Regions from separate parts of the Homo sapiens genome. Here region 1 is linked to region 2. Evidence: chromatin contacts called from ENCODE Hi-C data. All regions are on one chromosome and are shown on one strand. Each heading gives the region's core, a stretch centred on a gene start or an enhancer-like site at or near the end of the contact. The rest is flanking DNA. Distances are from core to core; before and after follow the strand shown. Region 1 holds the start of KIF18A (kinesin family member 18A). Region 2 holds the start of ZDHHC13 (zDHHC palmitoyltransferase 13).

Region 1 (3,315 bases), core at 284-2,783, 9.0 Mb before region 2:
CCAATGATCCATGCAATTTTACAAGCAACTGGCAAAATATGCATATTTTCAGACTGGATTAAGATATTCTCTTAATGTCACTTAATCCAGAAAGTATTTCAGAGACAAATGACTCAATTCTGAATTGCCTTGCCTGTATAGTTCAAGACAAAATTTTGTGTTAGGAATTTTCTGAAAACTTCAGTTTTCTCTCAGAAAAATGAAAATAATATTACCTACGTCTCATGGGCTGTTTTGAGAATTAACTGAGAGACCATATGTAAAGGGACTAATAAAATACCTGGGAAGTCAAAACGTAAAGTACTATACAATGAGTTCTTACTGGAAATAAAGACATCTCGATTTTATTACCAAGACCAGCAGCACACAAATAACCATTTCATTAGCTAAGATACACGTAATACAGCCAAAAATAAGTAGTAGCTTTATTGATCCTCTGTCTAGTGATCAGAAACAATAATATAACATGCATCACATACAGTACACAATACTCCCGATTTTCCTCAACAGGAAATAAATGTCCATAATACAGAGGTTTCCATATATTGTTGCATTTATAATACTCTGCATGGGTATGAGTCATCCTATTTATAAAGTGATATTGAATCCACAAAATATAAGCTCCAAGAGGGAAGAGTTTGATTCCATTGCATACTATTGTGTCTAAAATCTAAATAATTGCTAAATGGATACAATAACAGTAATATATAGAACAATGAAATTCAGATACTGTTATTAAAAACACCCTGCCAAATAAAGTTATTTTAGCAAACGTATTTCCGATTTGTTCCAGGTATTTTCTCTCTTTTTAAAGTGTCTATGCTGAAATAATATCTATAACCTGGGACTTAAAAAAAATCACTTCACCTAATAATAAACCAAGCCAAAATCTTTAAATTTATTTTGTTATGCCATCATTAGACAGAGAATGTAAAAAGTAACCAAACAGAAAATAGTTTCACGGTCAGTACTAATGGGAGTAGGCCTGGAAGTCCTGAGAAATGAAGCCTGAGGCCTCAACCCAAAAGATCTCCAATTAATTCAGGTGAAGAGACCCCACATTTTGGCCCATATTAATGTGTCTGGAAGAAACAGGTCCCTACAACTTCTTGGAGGCCTCACTACTCAGAGAAAAGAAAATAAACACCCAGAACCCATTAATCCACACCCAAACTCCACCTCTCCCCCTAGCAGAGGGCATAGGCCAACCCCTGCCCGCAGCAGTCTCACTCACACCCTTAACTCTGGGACCGGGCCCTGCACCCGCCGGTCTACAGGAGGCCTGGTGATCTCAAGTGGCTGCCTCCCACCAGCAGCTCCGGCCTAGCCCCGCCCACTTTGGCCACCGCCTCCGGAAACGGCCGCGCGCGTTGCCACGGTGACGAGCAAGCAAAGAGCTTCCCCTGCGCAGCCAGGCTGAGCTTCTTGGCGCCAAGCTGCCGCGAGCCGTGACAGCGTCCGACGTGATGACATCACGCGAGCGGCAGCCAATGAAACGAAGCGCTGAGGAAAGTGGCTTGGGTTTGAATATTGTGGTTGAGTCTGAAGCGCTGGGAGGCGGACATTAAAGTGAAGTGGTTGCGGTAACCTGGCCTGGGCCTGAAGTGAGTGAGAGGCACATGAAGGTAAAACTGGACTCTGGGACGCTCCTTTTGGTGACTTGTATTATTGGGAACGGAGGGTCCTGCCGCTTCAGGTCTAGAAGACCAGGTGGGCTTCTTGACAAACACAGAAGCGTTGAGGGGTGGGGGATCAGGGTACCTGGGGAGAAAGTGAAAGGAAAAAGGGATTCGAGAACCTGCTAAGAGCACAGCTCTGCTTGACCGTAATCCTCGACTGCTCAGCTGGAAGGGCAGGGATCTCCTTAAGTCCTGAGAGGAAGTCTTAAGTTTTAAAGGGCATCTTGGCCCCTTTCCCAGACTGGCAGAGAACTTTAACTGCCCAGCACCTTGTAGTGTCAGCTTTTTTCCGGACTCCAAATTGGGAGTGTTTTGTTTCAGACTCACATATAAGCGTACCCAGGGGCTTACCTATCAAACGAGGAGCTTTTGTTCATCACTGCATAAAATTTTTGTCTGAAGAGCTTTAACTGTTAGTCTTGCACTGGTCAATCGGGAACCCCTCCTGAGCCCCAGTTGTAGGTAGCATCGAGATAAAAGCCGCTCTGACTGCCTAACGGGATTGCCGAGGATCAGATGAGGTACGGAAGAGATACTGTTTGGCAAATGCTCTGCAGATGAAATTAAACTGTAAACATTTAGAATCAGTCCTATAGTCTGTTCTTGGTTTCCGCAGGACTTTTTTTTTTTTTTAGGAGCTCATTAGTCACTCAGTTACAGAGAAGCCAAGACTGACTGCTGTTTATTATATGAGAAGAGAGTATTTGACCAGAATGAACTGATTTTGTGGTATAATATATAGTTTAGATTATGGATAATTAGGTAGAAATTTAGGCACTCTACAGATTTTAATTTTTAGTGTCATTCCACCACGTCTAGCCTCCTGTTTCGTTTTTGTAAGGTTTTTATAAACTTTGATGCTAGAGAATGTGATATCCAATGACTAGATAGTGCTTCTTATTAAGTTCATAGTTTGTAAGAACTATTTCAATAAACAAAGATTATCTACAAAGCACAATCACAAAGAAAAAAACTTAAAAGATTATCTGCCTTTAATAGTAGTAATTAATCTCCTTTTCTATTATTTATTCATTTATTTGAGACAGAGTCTCGCTCTGTGGTCCAAGCTGGAGTGCAGTGACGTGATCGCTGCTCACTGCAACCTCCACCTCCCAGGTTCAAGCAATTCTCGTGCCTCAGCCTCCCGAGTAGCTGGGATTACAGGCGTTTGCCACCACACTCGGCTAATTTTTGTATCTTTGGTAGAGACGGGGATTCACTGTGTTGGCCAGGCTGGTCTCGAACTCCTGACCTCAAGCCATCTGCCCGCCTCGGCCTCCTAAAGTGCAGGAATTACAGGTGTGAGGCAGGGCACCCAGCCCTTCCTCTTCTACTATTGAAAAGTATTTACAAATACATAATATTTTTATATTGAAAGTGCATCTTGTCCCATCATAGAAATACCCCAAATCAATTAAGAGACACGATAAAAATGATTTTTTTTTTTTTTTTTTTTTTGCTGACAACTGTGAAAACTAAGAGGAAAAAAAATAGCTCAGCTGTCAGTGCCGGCCTTCCCTCCAGTTGAACCTTTTATTCTTCCCTGATGGTTGTAAGTTGGTGGGAGTAGTGCCCCCAAGACTGATATTCCAAAAAGAGCTTTAAGATGGACTGTAGATGATAGTGTTGAGTATCG
Region 2 (2,955 bases), core at 456-2,955:
GTGATTCCAGTTTTCTGAGCCTCTGTTCTCATTTCTAAAATCAGAATAATCATTTCTCCCCACCTCAGAGGATTATAGTGAGGATCAAAAATGGGGAAGTATTTTGCAAACTGCAAAGCAGTATATATAGGTGAGGTCTTCACATTACTGAAAAAGTGAACAAGAGCAATTATTATTAACAACGACAATGATCTCTCTACCTTTCCCTACTAAATTCAACCACCAAATCATTCTCTCCCTCTCTATAGGCCATGGAACTGGGACAAGGCTAATCTTCCCTTCAGCATGAGAGAGTGAACTTTAAGCACTTGAAGCCTTCTGTAAATGAGTGGCAGTAATTAAGACATAATAGTTACTCCTACCAACTTTTCTTTGAGCCTCTCTGAGAAAAAGAATGAGGCGCTGTTTCCATGTGAAGATTCAACACCCTTTGGTAAAATCCAGTCTGCCTGAGAACTATTTTTTTTCTGTTAAAATTCAAGAATAACCAATAAGAACACCTTGACATTTCCCCAGACATCTTGTCCCTCACTTAAACCTACACAAGATCGTGCTGAAAGAAGGGAAAGGGAAAGCATGAGGAACACTCTCGGGACTGGAAAAACGTTTTTAGAGATCAGGTAATCCAATCATCCCAAACTGAGAATCTACCGCCTAACTGATTCCAGCTGAAGACAGCTTTAGTGTTCGTTCTCATCTGTATATGGGGATAATATCTTCTTAAGGATGCTTCAATTCTGGAATAAAATAATGCATATGAAAGCATCTGACATGGGTTATGCACTCACTAAAACTGGCTGAACCTGGAAATTCTGCATTTATTCAATAAATATTAAGTGAACGTCTACAATATACTAGTCAGTACTCTAGGCACTAGGAAAGGGCCATAAGCAAAAAGCACAAAAATCTTGTTTTCTTGGAGACAACATCTACCTCCTGTAACTTCTCCGACTGGCCCGCCTGGCTTCTTTGGACCTCCGTCTGGCTTTTATATAACACCTCCTCCACGGAATATTGTCCTTTGAGATTCTGCAGATCGCTGTGGTGTACCTCCCCTCTCCACGCCCCTTTCCTCCATCCTAAACAAGCAGCCTTAATTATTTCAAGGAGTAAGCAAGGATGCGGAAACAGGAGCGAAAACTGGACTGGGTGGGGTGAAGGCGGGTGCTAAGACGCCAGGGCTGAAAAAGAAATCAACAGAACCGCTCCGACTCCGGGCCAACGTCAAGACGGGCGGGTCCGAATCAGGTGTGTCACCTGACACCTCTCCCGGGAAGGGCCATCGTCCCCTCCCCAGGCCCACAGAGGTCCCCGCCGGGCTCCGGGTACCGGCCCCAGGGGGCGCCCTGGCCAGGGATGGAGGCTGGAGGGGCCGGCTCGGGCCCTCACCCCTCAGTCCTCGCCTTTTCTTCCCAGTCGCCTCAGAGACAATTTCCAGCATCGTTCGTGGTGTTTCCAGGCTCCCGCTTCCCAGACCTAGGCCCCGCCGCTCCCGAAACCCCCTCATCGAGCGGCCTCTCACCCACACCATCCTTTCCTCCACAGCTGCAGCCGCTCTCCCGGCCCCCAGGACAGCCACCGCCCGGCCGCACTCACCTGCGAGCCCAGCCCCGGCCCCTCCATCTCCCCAGGAGCCCACAGCGGCTGAGGCTACTAGGCAAGTAGCGACTGCCGCCAGCCCGCCAGCCCGCCTTGGGTCGCCTCTTCTCCCACTTCCTGCTGGCGCCCTCACCTCCGCCGCTGCGGTCCCCGCTCGTGCCCTGAGCCGTCAATCGGTCCCGGAGAACCAATCCCAGCCCTCCATCGGCTAGGGGCGGGACTTTCTCACCTCCTGGGAAGCCCGCTGTGAACAGCTCGCCAGAGGCTCCACCCCCGGCCCGCCCGTGCCGGTCGCTCCCCCAGCCCCAGCCCAGGACCGAGCGCCCCTCCCTGCCCCAGGTGCCACGGGCCCCAGATGTGCGTCCAGGGTCAGGATCAGACTGTTATTCCAACGTCAACCACCATCTATTGAGAGCAAATCTGGACTTGGCTACTTAATTGCTAAATGACCTTGTGAAAGTCTCTTATTTTACCTCAATTTTCTCATCTGTGAAATGAGGAAAATAAGGGTACCTACTTCATGGAATTATCAGGAGGATTAAATGAGAAAACGCATGTAAAGCCCCTCAGCCCGTGCGTTACATATAAAAAGGAATCAATAGATGTTAGCTATTTAAATGTTTTCCACTCCATTTGCGTGATCTTGGGCAAGTCACCTCTACCGCCTGAGGTTCTGTTTCCTCAAATGAAACAAAAAATGAGTTCTACGGCGCAGGCTAGAGGGGGAGTGGGCGAGAGCCTCCCACTTGAAGTGCACCTCCCCCCTGACCTCCACGACCCTTTGTGGAGGGCACTGGAGGAGCTGGCATTTAAGCCCTGTCCAGCTTGAAGGTCTATGAAGCAAGCATTAGGGATGGCTCCTTCCCTTGGGGCGTTCCAGTGGGGCAGTGGGGCTCTCCTACTTCAGCCCCGAGTAAACACTGGGGTTTTTCTAGCCCAGCACTTAACACAGTTCTTTGTAATGGTTCCTTAGATGTGTCTGTTGCCAAGTGGAACCAGATTAAGACCTTTAGAAGCTAATTTGAAAACGATCTGAAAACATTATGACTTCCTTATTTTATAAAAATAATACTAAATCATAAAATAAATAAATAGAAATCCAACAAAGTGCTGGGTTTTCCATGGAAAATATTGCTATGATACAATAAAATCGTAGATGTATTACTATTGCTTTAGTGTCTGTGTCCTTTGGGCACGTCAGCCCTGGCTTGCCCCCAAAAGCCCAAACCCTTTGAGGATAGGAACCATGTCAGATCCATCTCTGAACTCCCAGTGTCTAACACAGCACTGGGACATGGAAAATGCTCAGCACAATTTTAATGAATGATGGATGGATGGATGTACAGGCGTGTCATT

The links. A loop is a pair of places that touch in the nucleus more often than their neighbours do. Pooled maps may share reads with other maps.
Region 1: a map of CD8-positive, alpha-beta T cell shows a loop between it and region 2 (15-fold over the local background). The contact joins the promoter of KIF18A here to the promoter of ZDHHC13 in region 2. A Hi-C loop is called at or near these places in 2 of 168 maps with a recorded cell type or tissue (CD8-positive, alpha-beta T cell and naive thymus-derived CD4-positive, alpha-beta T cell) and 5 of 50 pooled maps.

The regions. Positions count from the first base shown.
Region 1 is chr11:28,106,374-28,109,688 of GRCh38, reverse strand. KIF18A (kinesin family member 18A) reads left to right here and starts at 1,533. Exons shown (of 17, transcript NM_031217.4): 1 at 1,533-1,625. METTL15 (methyltransferase 15, mitochondrial 12S rRNA N4-cytidine) reads right to left here and starts at 1,301. Exons shown (of 7, transcript NM_001113528.2): 1 at 1,237-1,301. RefSeq lists enhancers at 1,006-1,085, 1,272-1,795, 1,996-2,255, 1,796-2,320.
Region 2 is chr11:19,115,918-19,118,872 of GRCh38, reverse strand. ZDHHC13 (zDHHC palmitoyltransferase 13) reads right to left here and starts at 1,705. Exons shown (of 17, transcript NM_019028.3): 1 at 1,597-1,705. The coding sequence starts at 1,623. RefSeq lists silencers at 1,286-1,515, 1,606-1,685, 1,736-1,975.